Regions from separate parts of the Mus musculus genome. Here region 2 is linked to region 1. The links are chromatin loops, found by intact Hi-C in ENCODE. Cell type or tissue: left cerebral cortex. All regions are shown on one strand. Links, peaks and the distances in the headings refer to the core of each region. The heading gives the core; the rest is flanking DNA. Region 1 holds the start of Efcab2 (EF-hand calcium binding domain 2). Region 2 holds the start of Hnrnpu (heterogeneous nuclear ribonucleoprotein U).

Region 1 (6,793 bases), core at 1,494-5,493:
AAAAAAATAAGCGTACATTAACCAAGTTGGAAAATTAAATACTTAAAATAGGCTCCAGTGAGGCTAGGTACTGTAAATATGGGTAAGTTGTGTCTCTTGTCTTCAAAGTTGGAGAGGGAGTAGTTTTTTTGTTTTTTTGTTTTTTTGAGATAGGGTTTTTCTGTGTAGCCTTGGCTGTCCTGGAACTCACTCTGTAGAGCAGGCTGGCCTTGAACTCAAAAATCTGCCTGCCTCTGCCTCTCAAGTGCTGGAATTAAAGGCATGCACCACCACTGCCTGGTCTTTCTTTCTTTTTTACTACCTGCCCTGCAGTATTTTTTTTTTTTTAATTTGGCTTTTTGTTATAGGGTCTTAGACTATTGCGCAGGCAGACCTTGAACTTTCAGAAATCTTCATCCCAGCCTCCCAATGCTGTGACTATAGGTGTGAATGCTAAACCTAGATCAACAGTGTATTAACTACCTAAGGTCCAAGCCTTTTGGTTGTAGTTTCTTTTTATTGGTGCTGGGGATTGGACCTAGGCTTTTATGAATGGTAAGCATGTACCTTTTACAGTTGAGTAAAATCTCCATCATCATGCTGACCTTGAACTCACTGCTGTATGAGGGTGACCTTGAACTCCTGATCCTCCTGCCTCCATCTCCCAACTTCCTCACCTGATTTGATGGTATTGTTTTAAATTTTCAAGAAGAACTCAAAGGAGTACAAACTAATATGATTTAGAATAACTAAAATGAAATACTTTATTAGTTTAGTAGAATGTACAAAATGTTAGGAGGGGAGTTACAGAGAAATTTGCTTAACTTTTAAATGTTAACTAGGTCTATGAACAAATGCTTATGTAAGGATTCCATTTTTTTACCATGTGCTGCCAATACTTTTATTGATACAAAAATATAAAGCAAGAGGAAAATCTGTCTTACAGTAAGTTCATTGAATCTGAGTGGCTTGGAAAAGTCATTGAGAACACTAGCTTGTTTTCATTTTTAAGACCTATATTATTTCAGATTAGATGTCAGTGTGTGCACCTGAAGTTCTAGAAACTCATGAAGGCTGAACAGAAGCATCACTTGAGCCCAGGAATTTAAGACCAGTCTGAGCACCTAAAGAGAATCCTTCCTCATACAAAACACTAAAGCAAAGACACAAACTACAAGCTACAGGTGCGTGCGCACACACGCACACACACACACACATCTCTCACACACAATTCCAGTCAGAATGTCCCAGTGTATAGAACAACGTTACTGGCTGGAAATGTATGTGGTAGAAACAAGTAAATAAAATAAAAGCACTATAAACATTTTGAAAACTTTGCCTATGGGACCATTGAAGAGGAGGTAAAGATAAGGGGCAGGCAATGCTCAGGGTCACCTTCCATCAGGAAGGGACAGTTCTCTTCCTTCCCATACTTGCTACAAAGTCCTTCATCTTCAGGGAGAGTAAGGGGAACACACAGAATGTAAATATTAATATAAAATAAATAAAATATTAATATAAAATAAATAAAATATTAATATAAATTACTCTTCCATATTTTGGGGTGATTAATTTACTGTATGCTTGAGTTCATCTTGGAAGTCTTTCTTTTCTTTCTTTTCCTTTCTTTCTTTCTCTTTCTTTTTGTTTTATTGTTTTGTTTTTGTTTTTGTTTTTGTTTTTTTGAGACAGGGTTTCTCTGTGTAGCCCTGGCTGTCCTGGAACTCACTCTGTAGACCAGGCTGGCCTCGAACTCAGAAATCTGCCTGCCTCTGCCTCCTGAGTGCTGGGGAAATTTGCTTGATATGCACCATTTTCTGATTATTCAAATTGTAGTTAGACACTTCATCAAATCTTTATTGCCTATAGAAAAAAATATTTTAATGAAGAGTACAGTTGGCCTGCTTTGAGGGTTCATTCACTGAGATTACAGAACTTCGATGAATAAAAACTAATAATAAAAAATAAAATACTGAGATGTAAAGTGAATAAATAACTATATTAAAGAAAAATCAAGACAAAACAAAGGCCTCTACATTTAGTTACTTTTACAAAAATATTTAAATAAGTACACATATACCATGAAATTATCATTAAAGATTAAAACTAGATATTAATTTGAGTCACATTGTTAGACATTTCAAAACTGTTGGGTTTTTTTTGTTTGTTTGTTTGTTTGTTTGTTTTGGGGGGGTTTCATTTAAGGGAGAATCTTAGTATTCTGAGCTTATCCATCAAATAACAAAACACGCGATAGCCAAGTTTCTCAGTACTCAAAATTCTCATCGGAAGGTCATGCCAAATTGCACCATCAACATACAAAATGTGTGTATCCCTGAGAACAGACCGTCAATTTATTTGTTGCTATGAGAACACTATTTTGTATCAGAAATTGCAGCCTTGGCGACGCAGTGTTTGCGCCTATTTTGCACATGTTTTTCTACAGCAAGTCCTCTCTCTCTCTCTCTCTCTCTCTCTCTCTCTCTCTCTCTCTCTCTCTCTCTGCGATCCCGGGGAAAGGCTGGGCTTCCTCCTGCACTGGCCCATGTCCGTTTTCGCTCCAGTTCCGTGACTGGCAGAGTGGCTCCGCTCAGGAGAGGGTGACGCCAGAGAGCCACAAGGCCTGGCTCGGGTGGGGTTGGGGTGGGCGGACGCTTTTCGGGGAGGGACCGTGTAAGGGGCCGCCAGGTCTGCGCCCGGTTCTGGGGCGCACCTGAGACGGCCGGGAAAAAAAAAAGCTGAATAAAATAAGTAATTAAAGAAATGAATAAAGAAATAAGCAAGGCACACTACGTCCTTGACAGTCACAATCAGGCCCAGGCGGGTTCCGGAGCCTTGTTAATAAATGACGCCCCTAGGCCCAAAGAACGCGGGCCTCGGTTCTGGTGGGGGCGGGGATCGGGGGGCCACCGTGCATCCAGGGGCTTTCTCCGCCCGCGGGGTCCCGCAGGGTTCGTGCTGGATGTCTCCCGGGCGACCGGCTCCGCACCAAGATGGCGGAGGAAAGGGACGCGGAAGGGACAGGTAGGACCCTGCCTGGGGTGCCACGACGTCGCCTCTGCGCCTGAGGAAGCGCCCCCCGGCCAACATCTTGAGCCCCTCGGCGTGGCGACAGTGGGCTGAAAAGCGGCGCCAGCCCGCGTCCCCACCGTCCGCCCTCCCGTCCCCTCGAGAGGTCTGCGCGGGCTGTTGTAGCCCCCGCCGGGGAGGTTCATAATGGCGTCCTTGTCCCTGGCACCTCCCCTCCCCGTGAGGGCGCCAGCCGCGGTCTGGGTGGGCTGTGGGTAACCCGGAGGGCGGCCTCATGGAGGACTGGAGCTGCGACTAGAACCTGGCGGGATCCTCTGCGGCTGTGCCGAAACCCCGCCCAGCCCGGCCCAACCCGGCCCCAGCCGCCTCCATTTTGCCTCCTCCTCCGCCAGGCGGAGCGCAGCCTCCAGGTCAGACTGGGCCCTAGCGGCCCGGGTCGCGCTAGAGCCTTGCATAAGGAACACGCACTTTAATCACTTTAAAGAAAACCCAGCCGGGACTTGTCGGGCCGCCCAGACCGGCCGGGTACCCGAGAGGCCTCAGGGGACCCGAAAAACTAATGTTTCATGTTGAACTGCAAGACCTTTTGAATTGTTGCTAACCCAGCCGAATGACTTAAAATCGGATCTGTGACTCAACAGCCATTACGTGATAAATTGACAACATCACCGCTAAATAAATAGTCAAGCAAGCCCTAAAATAGTAAATGGCAAACATTGCAAAAAAAGTGAAAGTAACACTCCATCTTTGCTGACTCTCTCCCCTCCCTCTTGTATTCCCCCACCCCCACCCCCACCCTCTGGTTTGGAACACAGTAGTTAGGTTAACAACTAATATTTACACGAGTTGTTTAGTCCATTGTCATGGTGATTACAGGAACCCAGCAGGGAAACTTGAGACCCTAGATTTTTTTTTTTTTTTTTTTTTTGGTTTTGGCTGTCCTGGAACTCACTTTGTAGACCTGGCTGGCCTCGAACTCAGAAATCCGCCTGCTTCTGCCTCCGGAGTGCTGGGATTAAAGGCGTGCGCCACCACTCCTGGCAGCTAGAGATCTTATTGATGACCTGTGATTTATAGATGGTAAAATTAATCTCAGAAGTCGGCATTGTAGTATAGAGTTTTAACTCTACTAAGGTATCAAGATTTTTGTGGTGCTATTTTAGAAATGGAAGGTTTTATTCTACTTTTTTGTTGTTGTTTTTACAAAGAATATGAAGTTAGAGGGCAGGGAGTGTCGGTGAGGTGTTGGGGGAAGGGAAAGAATATGATCAAAATATGTTGTATAAAAAATGTTTTAGGTGAGTCGGGGGTGGTGGTGCACACCTTTAATCCCAGCACTTGGGAGGCAGAGGCAGGCAGATTTCTGAGTTCGAGGCCAGCCTGGTCCTACAAAGTAAGTTCCAGGACAACAAGGGCTACACAGAGAAACCCTGTCTCAAAAAAAAAAAAAAAAAAAAGTTTTAGGTAAAAAAAAAAAAAAAGCTTCCCCAGAAAGTATTTTTTTTTTTTTAGTTATACTTTTATTACCCCCCTCAAAAAAAGTAAAGGAGAAAATCATTAGGGGATGAATTATTTTTTAAATTAATTTACCTTATGTGTATTGGTGTATTGCCTTTGTGTATGTCCTTGTGAGGGTGTCGGATCCCCCAGAACTGGAGTTGCAGATGGTTGTGAGCTGCCATGTGTGTTCTGGGAATTGATCCAGGATTCTCTGGAAGAGCAGGTAGTGCTTCTAACCTCTGAGCCATCTGTTTTTTTGTTTTTTGGGTTTTTTTTTTGTTTTGTTTTGTTTTTTAAACAAAATCTAAATCATTTGGTTTTACCAATGAAAACCCGGGAGCCAGAATCTGTGGTGAAAGTTTGCTAGCTCAGAGAAGCAGAGAAAGCACCCAGCTGACCCTGCTCCTCAGCCAGTGTCCCAGACATTGTTTTTTTTTTTTTTTTTTTTTTTTTAAATAATCCTATGTTTACTCTCTGTCAATTGGTTGCTTGTTCCACCTCTTAACTTATGGTTGACTTTATTTAATTTTGTTTATAATATTCAAGCAGAGAACTCTTGGATAAATGCATATGCTAAAGCTGAAACACACCACAACTAGAGACACAATAGGTGTTATTAACACAGTGGGAACAAATATCCATCTCTCCAGACCCCTCCTTTTCTTTTTAAGTTAAAGACTTATTTAGGGTAGCATTGGAGTATACTGCAAGTTTTTACAATGTAAAATTATACACACACACACACACACACACACACACAACACTTAGGATCTCACCTTGTAGCTTTGATTGGTCTGGAACTCCCAGAGATGCACCTGTCTGCATCTGAGTGAGTGCTGTGACTAAAACTGTGTGCCACCACACCCAGCCTGATTTTTACAGTTGTTATCCCTGCTTGAGAGAGACAGAGACAGACAGAATTTCTGTTTCTTTAGTTTCCAAAACATATTTTAATGTTTAGTGTAAGTTTAGGAGAAAAAACAGTTCAGTCTGCAACTAACTGTGGAAGTAATGGCTGTTGAAAGCTGGATTTCATATATTCAATTTCTTATATATTTAATGCTTGCTTCATGGAAAGTAGTCTGGTGAATGTTAAACCTGAAAATTGTGATGAGGAAGATGGAATCCATGGTTGTCCAACTGAAGTAAGCTTTATTAAATACTGGCCAGGAAGATGGACACTGGCCATGTCCCTATGTGGGATTCTTACAGAAATGGTGATGAATTCCATCCTTCAGGTGCCTGTTAGGCCAGGCTCATGAAACTCCTTACTTTCCACCTTGGTTCACTGGGGCAAGCATACATCCTGACTTCCTTCCTGCCTGTGCGTCTCCTGCCTGGATGTGACCAAGCACATCCTGTGCAGTTGGGACAACAAACTTTGTTTATTGAAGGGGAACAGGGATTCATTATCTGACAAAAACAACAGCCCTCTGCATTCCTGGGAGTTATCTGTCCTTGGGCGAGTGGGGTTTAAAGCTTAACTTTAGCCCTTACATCAGGGCAGAACTTTAGTGAATAGCGAGATGAAGAAGGCATTGTCTTTGTCCTCCCCAAAGGGGAGGTTATCAGTAAGGGAGATAAGAGAGGAAGAAATGGAAAACAAGAAGCCAAGAGGAGCAATAGGGAGCCAGGGCCAAGATAAGATCCTCAAGGCACACTGTCCAGCGTCCTGCTTCCTCTAGGAGAGCTTACTTTTCAAGGTTCTGTTCAAATTTGAATCTATCAGTGGATTGAAACGGATTAGGTTGGTGCCCTCAAGATCCGGTTGTCTCTGGAAAAGCCCCTGAAATACATCCAGAGGTATCCAGTCAAGTGGATAATATGGATTAAGAATGGCCTGGGGCCTGGCGGTGAAACAGGATTTTAATCCGAGCCATCAGGAGGCAGAGGCAGGCGGATCTCTGAGTTCCAGGAGAGCCTAGCCTACAAAGGACTACAGGGAGAAACCCTGTCTAAAAAACCCAAAACTTAGAAAAGAAAAGAAAGGAAAAGAAAAGGAAAAAAGAATGATTTGGGATTTTCATGTATTTAAAAAATACTTTCTGTGTGGTTATATATGTTGATGTTATGTTTCCCTGTAGCTTATTTTGTGTTTGAACAGCATAATTTTCTTTTTCCTAGATTTCTGTAATTAGCTAAATAGCAAATGAATTAAAAAATTTAAAACCAAGTTAATTTTAAGTCATTTATCTTTTTTTTTTGTACTGAAAGAGTATTTAAAATGTGATAGAAAAAGCTTCTCTTTTTGAAGTTTTATCATTTCTTTGAAGTTTCCCCAGCA
Region 2 (6,793 bases), core at 1,671-5,670, 69 kb before region 1:
TTTGGGCTGTAAGTAGACTAACTGTATTATTATCAAAAAAAAAAAAATTTTAACCAAGTCTGTTGAGAACCCACTTTTATTTCAGAGTTCCTTTTGACCTATATAACCACTGAATACAAATAGGTTCTCAAAAGTCACAAAACTCATTTACCTTCATCTCAAAGCAGACTTTGCCTTTTGACACACCGTAGGAAGCTCTTCCTCCAGCCCACAGGAAAGCAAAACTCTCCATAGTAAGGGAAGAAGCACTCAGACGGTCTCTCGAGATTTTAAAATGCAGATCACAATTATCTGAAATTACATCACACATTATCCTTTTGATATCCAAACTATTTCAGCTCTGAAGACATAATTTAGTCTTTTTTCCCATCTAATTTATTACTGCAGAACTTTTAATACATGCTTTCCTTCCTATTCTCATTTTAAGCCCCACTCCCCCAAGGCAGCCTTCACTGACCATATACTTAAGTCAATTGCCAATTAAAGCCAAAATTTGCAGCGCTTTTAAAGTATGTTAAATGATTTAAACAACGCAACATTAATACATACCTGCTCTGCTCTTTACCTTGTTTTAGAGGCAAGCAGTAGAGGACAGCAGGAAATCAAAGTGTAGCAAGCCAGAACCAGGTAGAATTACCAGTGACAATTAAAAACTGAAGGGAAGCCACCAAATATTTAAAGAGAGCTGCTGATTCTGTGCTTTGTAAACTAACATTAGGGTTCCAGAACCTTAATTCTGAAAAGTTGTCACTAAGCCAGCTTGAACCCATAAACCTGGAAGTCTAACAAATGTTAATGTGTAGCCTTTTAAGGTTCCTTTACCCAATCTGAAAAGGTGTCACAACTAGGAATTAACTATTGCCTGGATTATACAAATCCAGTCTTAACCTTACTATCTTTGGGTGACAAGGGCTCATTAACTGGCAGCTTCTCAGAATTCTCACTTGGCAACTAATGTTTAAATTAGGGAGTGGTTCATTTTTATTGAACTTATCTGCAGTTTGATATTCTCCTTAAGCTTTGTTCATAAAATTCCTGACTGCTGACAGAATTAAAATTCGTATATTACAAATATTATCTGACTGGACTCAAAATTCCTTTAAGTAGCAATGTTAACTCTTCTCTTGAATCATTCCTATAACTACCTTAAGAATTTCAAAGTATTTTACATTTCAGTAAAGACCAAAACTTCCAAAAAAAAAAAAAAGTTGTTTTCTCCTTTCTTTCAGGTCATTAACTGACTGTAAAAGGTATGTAGTTAGAAAGCAGCCATGTTTTACACTTAACTCTCAGGGCTCTGAACAATTTGTACAGGGAAAACATGAGAATCCAAGCTTTTAACCCCTTCTACCAAGTGAAATCCTGTAACTAAGCACTGATTTGTACTTTTTTTGTTCTGCTCACACCAAAAGATATGTTCTTATTAAATACTAAACTGACTTCTTTAAAGGATAAAAATACAAATCTGACAGCTAAAGCCCATTTCATGGTTTGCAATACTTCCTCATATTCAATTGCAACCCAACTGGGTTAAGTAGCATATTTACAGTGCTGCCATTGATACCATTCGCTGCTGAAGAAAGCTAGTGGCTCAGATAGCCCACTGCTGCTGCCCCAGGTCTTTGGAAGAAATCAACTTATGTTAAAGCAGCAGCTACTGAACTGGAATTGAGAACAAAAGAGCAGTTATTGAAAGTTAATATTACAATCCTTAGAATAGGGAATACACTTGTGTGCTAATGGGAAAATCAGTAAGTATTCAACTAGCCCAAATAGCTCACTTAACATAGTTCCACGAGAAAAAACTAAATCATGTAATCTAAGGACAAGTTACAGGCAGGTTTTTAAAAAAACAAGTTTCTGATAGCCGAGCAAAAATTATTTAGTTTTACATCCCCCAAGTACTGAGAAGTTTCAACTCGTAAATATTACCAATTACTAGAGCTTGTTAAATCAATACAACTGAAGTGGTATTAATATTAAACTACTGTAGCCTGAGCATTAAGCTACTACCTTCCTGCTTTAAAATAAGTTTCTTAACTGGTTTTTTCCACTTTAAGATCAACACATTTTTCCTAACACTTAAAACCAATGTTAACACTGCACTTGAAAACTAGCAAAGAGCGGGAAAGTCCGCCTCACTTACAAGTATCAAGACAAACCACTGTGTCATCGAAGTGTTCGTCTTCTTCTTCAACAGGTGGCTGAGGAGACTTGGCTCTGAAAGACAGAATTGTCTCCTGATAAAGCTTTCCCCACCTTGTATACAAAAAGAGCGGGCGACTGTTAAAACTGGGTGAGGAGCCTCTACCTGCTGTACTTGTTTTCTTCGATGTACTCAAAATACCCTCGGCCATGATCTTCTCGCGGTCTTTTAACGCCTCTCTTTTTATCTCCACCTTTCTGTTCTGTTTTGCCGTCTCCTATAACGACACAGAACACCGCCTTAAAGCATCAGGCCGAAAACTAAATAATGCAGTTAAGCACCTTTTGTGTTTCGAGCCTCAAGAGCTGTTACTGATTATTTTTTTCTGACTGATTCTTTGACTTTTTTAATCGACAAATGAAAATAAAAAAGTCTGGACTTGGACTGGACACAGTGACGCAGTCTGAAGACTGAACTTGCCAGCCTACCGCAACCTTCCAGAAAGCATTTTTTAAAAAGAGTTTAAAAAAAAAAAAAGCGGGACACCGCCCGGGCCCACGTGCGCCGGCCGCGCTCAAACGAGGGGGGGGGAAGCCTGGGCCCACCTCCCCTCCCCCACACGAGCCCGCGTGCCCCGCCGCCGCATTGTACTGAGCTTCCGCCCCGCTCCCCGCGCCTGCCGCCGGAAGTGACGTCACCACGAGCCCCTGCGCTCCTTGCACAATACCGCGGCGCTAAGCCGCCAAAGCCCGCCCGCTCCGGGACCTTCGGGCTTCTCCCCTCCCCCCACCGCCGACATGTGCCCGGACCGCGCGCACGCAGCGCCCCAGCGGCCGGCGCTCCCGCCCGGCCGGCCCCCCCACCGCGGCAGCTGCAGCGCTCCCCCCACCCCGGCGCCCGACATACATAATGGAGGCGCCGCCGGCATGGCGAGCAGAGCCTCCCGGGGCTCCCCCGCCCCCACCCTCCCGCGGCGCTCGCCCCGAGGGGCCCCGGCAGGCCTGGGGCACGGTCCCCACCGCCACGCGCACCCATCACGCAACACTCACCCGCCACCTTCCGCCTTCTTACCTCCCGCCTGCTGTTGGCCCTGCCTCGCCCCTGGCGGCGCCACCGTCACCGCGAAGAGCGAGGTGGGGCCGCTGCTCTTGCCCGCGGCCTCCTTGCCGGCACCACGCTGCTGGGAAGGCTGCTGCTGCGCCGCCGCTGCCGGCGGTTGGGACTGCTGCTCCCCGTGACCGTTCTCGTCGCCCGCGCCCTCCTCCTCGTCGCCGAGCTCGTCTTCCCCCTCCTGGAAGCCCTGGTCGTCGCCGTTCTCGTCTTCCGACGCTGCCTCCTCTTCCTCCATCGCGCCGGCGTCAGCCGCCCCCGCCGCCCCGTTCTCCTCGCCCAGCTCCATCTGGTCGCCGTCCAGAGCGGCGATGCCCTCCTCCTCCTCGTCGTCTTCGGCGCCAGCCGCGGCCTCCTGCTCTAGGCCCGCTCCCGAGCGCCCGGCCGCATCGCCACCTAGGTCGAGACTGCCGTTCCCGGGCTCCATGGCGGGGCGGCCTCCTGCCTCGTTGTCCAGCGCGGCCTGGAGTCGATCCATGAGATCGGCCTTGAGGCCCTTGTCGGAGAGGCGCCGCTTCTTGAGCTCCTCCTTCAGCTCCGACACCTTCAGCTTCTTGACATTAACAGGCGAAGAACTCATGTTGAGGGCCCCGGTTCCCCGCTGACTGCTGGCTCCCTCGGCCTGTGGCGGCGGCGGCTGCTGCTGGTCGGCCCGGGCGGCGGCTGCGGCTGGAGATGGCTGAGTGCTGCTGCAGAACGGACCCGCCTGGTGTCGAACGGCGCCAATTCCTTTCACCGAGTTCGCGAGGCAAGACGCGGAGACTCGCCCGGCGCGAGCGAGCACGCAACGTCCTCTCGCAGGGGCGGCGCCGCGCACGTAATATAGGCGCCCCGCCCCCTGCCGAGGCGAGGCCCGCTAGAGCGGCTGCGCGCGCAGGCCCCGCCCCGCCCCCACTGCGCGACCTCCGCGCTGGGCCGGACCGCGCAAATGGAGGCTCTTAGAAGCCACCTTTCGGTTAAACGGACCCGCCGCAGTGGCCGCCGGCCTTTCCGGCTCTTGAGCCGCCGCGCTCCACCGGCGCTCTGCCTTCTGTGTCCTGGCGGAGGCTCTCCTCCACCCGCCTTCAGTCCTCACCTGGCATTTTCCACTCGAGAACAACCTCCTTTCTTCCATCTTAGTTTAGTTTTTTGGTTTTCGGGTTGTTTTTTTTGTTGTTGTTTCTTGGGTTTTTTTTTTTTTGTTTTGGTTTTTGTTTTTTTTTTTGTCCCTCCGGCTCTAGGTTTAAAAAACTCTTCAAGTTTCCACCGCTGCCCTGTAGAACACCCATAGGCGATTGTTATGCAAAGGTGGTGTTTTGTTTAGTTTTTCCACCATTTAACTGCGTTTTTAAATTTTACAAGTCCTGCCTTGCCAGTCGGACTTATTTTAAGTTCCGCAAGGGCGAGGCCAGAGCCTTTCTTTTGTCTCTTCCCCAACCAGTGGTGCAAGGTTTGGGAAAGAGGCTTGCTGTACTCCACCATGCCTAACAGCCATATAGAGCGGGCCTTGTGTTGCTACTCACCGTATTTTCTATTGACCTTTGAGTAAGCCTTAGATTTTCATGGAAGTTCCCCTCGTTGTACTATAAAGATAGGCCTCTGTCCCCTGCAAATCTGATCCACCAGTTTGGAGACCCTTTAATTACAGATGAGGAAGACAGCCAGCACCCAGCTAGATTATGCACTTTGATCCTCTCCCTGTTTTTTCAGCCACTCTAAACATGTTTGTATACCTGCTGACTTGTCTACAAACTGGTAGTAACAAAAGGCTGGGATTTAGTAAAAAAAGAAAACACCTGTAGTTCTATTACTTGGCAGAGTGAGGCAGAAGTATCAAGAGTTAAAAGCTAGCCTGGGCTACTTAGTAAATTCCAGGCTTATCTGGGTTGAATACCAGACCCTATCTCAAAAAAGAAAAGAAAAAAAATTATGATTTGTTTTCTGGCATTAAATATGTTGTGTTCTTGAAACTTTTATATAGAATTTAATTTCTACACTGGGGCCTTCCTGTGTAGATTGCACCCAAGCTATGCTTGGTGGTACATGTGTATAATTTCAACACTTGGGAGATACAGGTAAGATGATCAAGAATTCAGTGTCAGCCAGGCAGGCAGTGGTGACACCCAAGTTTGGCTCCAGCGCTCAGGAAGCAGAGGCACCCCACCCACCCACCCCCATCCCCTCACCCCCACCCCCACCCTGTCTATGAAGCCAGTTCCAGGACAGCCAGAGCTACACAAAGAAACCCTGTCTCAAGCTAAGCAACTAAGCAACTCAGTCAATAAAATTCATTGTCATCCTTGGCTACAAAAGTTCAAAGCCAGTAGGAGATACCTGAGACCCTGTCTTTACAAAAACCAAGCACACCAAAATGTGAAACTATATATACTGGTGCACTGGTGCTCTGGCAGTAAAGCTGTGGTCCCTGTATTCCTCCTGTTCATCTGAAACTTAACGGTACAGAAATGAAACCTATCTGTCCAATATAATTTAACCAATTAATAAAATGATTTGTTTATTTGGTTTTTTTTTTTTTGAAGGGTCTCTGTGGCCAAGGCTGGCTGTCTATGCCTCCTATGCACTGGAATTAGAAGCATGCATTACTGCTCCCTGCTGCAACCATTTTTAAAAAGCATTATCCCTGGGGGGCTGGTCAGACATCTTAGCAGTTAAGAACACTAGCTGTTCTTCTAGAGGTCCTGAGTTCAATTCTCAGCAACCACATGGTGGCTCACAACCATCTGTAATGGGATCCGATACTCTCGTCTGGCATTCAGGTGTGCATGCAGATGAAATACTCATGCATTAAAAAAAAATTAATTTTTTTTTTTTTTGGTTTTTCGAGACAGGGTTTCTCTGTATAGTCCTGGCTGTTCTGGAACTCACTTTGTAGACCAGGCTGGCCTCGAACTCAGAAATCAGCCTGCCTCTGCCTCCCAAGTGCTGGGATAAGACTACTAGAGAAGCCCGCCAACTATAAACACTATCAAAAAGTGTTATCTGTCATATACCAGTTGATTGTGGTGTAGAAAAGCACAAGAGCTGGCCACCACAAGAGACAGCAGGAAGGACGTCACGCATGTATATAACCCCAGCCCTTGGGAGGTGGATCATAAGGTGAAGGCACTGTCAGATACATAGTGAGTTTAAGGCTAGTCTGGGTTACAGGAGGTCCTGTCTCAACGCTTCTCAAAGACTAGAGATGGCCAATAAAATAACCACTAGACACATATAGTTACCTAAATCTAGCCTAATGAAAGCAAAATGAAAATTCATTCTTCAGTCACACTAAGCACTTTTCAATATCCTTCACAGCCAGTCGCCTGTATAACATATTTCCTTCACAGACTTCTTTGGGACAACAGTTAGAGCAAGGATACAGCTATATATAGTCTAGCTGTGACTCAACACTTGATTTTAGCCAAAAGGCCAAGCAGCAATTAGATATGACTCAATTGCCAGGCTACATGGAAAATTGGCCCCAGGAATGGGGATAAAAGTATGTCAGATCCATTGATAGACAAATACGTGTATGTGTCTGCAGTTCCCAATCTGTGT

The links. Peaks named below come from ENCODE experiments on the same cell type or tissue, not always from the same donor. Only the 100,000 strongest peaks of a DNase experiment are listed, where the experiment ranks them.
Region 2: a loop joins it to region 1, with 7 times the contacts of the local background. A loop is called at or near these places in 21 of 42 quality-filtered maps.

The regions. Positions count from the first base shown.
Region 1 is chr1:178,403,131-178,409,923 of GRCm38, forward strand. It overlaps Efcab2 (EF-hand calcium binding domain 2), which reads left to right and starts at 2,888. Exons shown (of 7, transcript NM_026626.3): 1 at 2,888-3,003. The coding sequence starts at 2,973. In left cerebral cortex, for the core only: a CTCF peak has its summit at 3,425; DNase peaks (open chromatin) are centred at 2,538, 3,260 and 4,304; H3K4me3 peaks cover 1,779 bases; H3K27ac peaks cover 1,939 bases.
Region 2 is chr1:178,333,736-178,340,528 of GRCm38, forward strand. It overlaps Hnrnpu (heterogeneous nuclear ribonucleoprotein U), which reads right to left and starts at 4,080. Exons shown (of 14, transcript NM_016805.3): 1 at 3,218-4,080; 2 at 2,312-2,423; 3 at 2,147-2,220; 4 at 152-291. The coding sequence starts at 3,836. In left cerebral cortex, for the core only: a CTCF peak has its summit at 4,168; DNase peaks (open chromatin) are centred at 2,219, 2,391, 2,862, 3,552 and 2 more places; H3K4me3 peaks cover 3,307 bases; H3K27ac peaks cover 2,803 bases.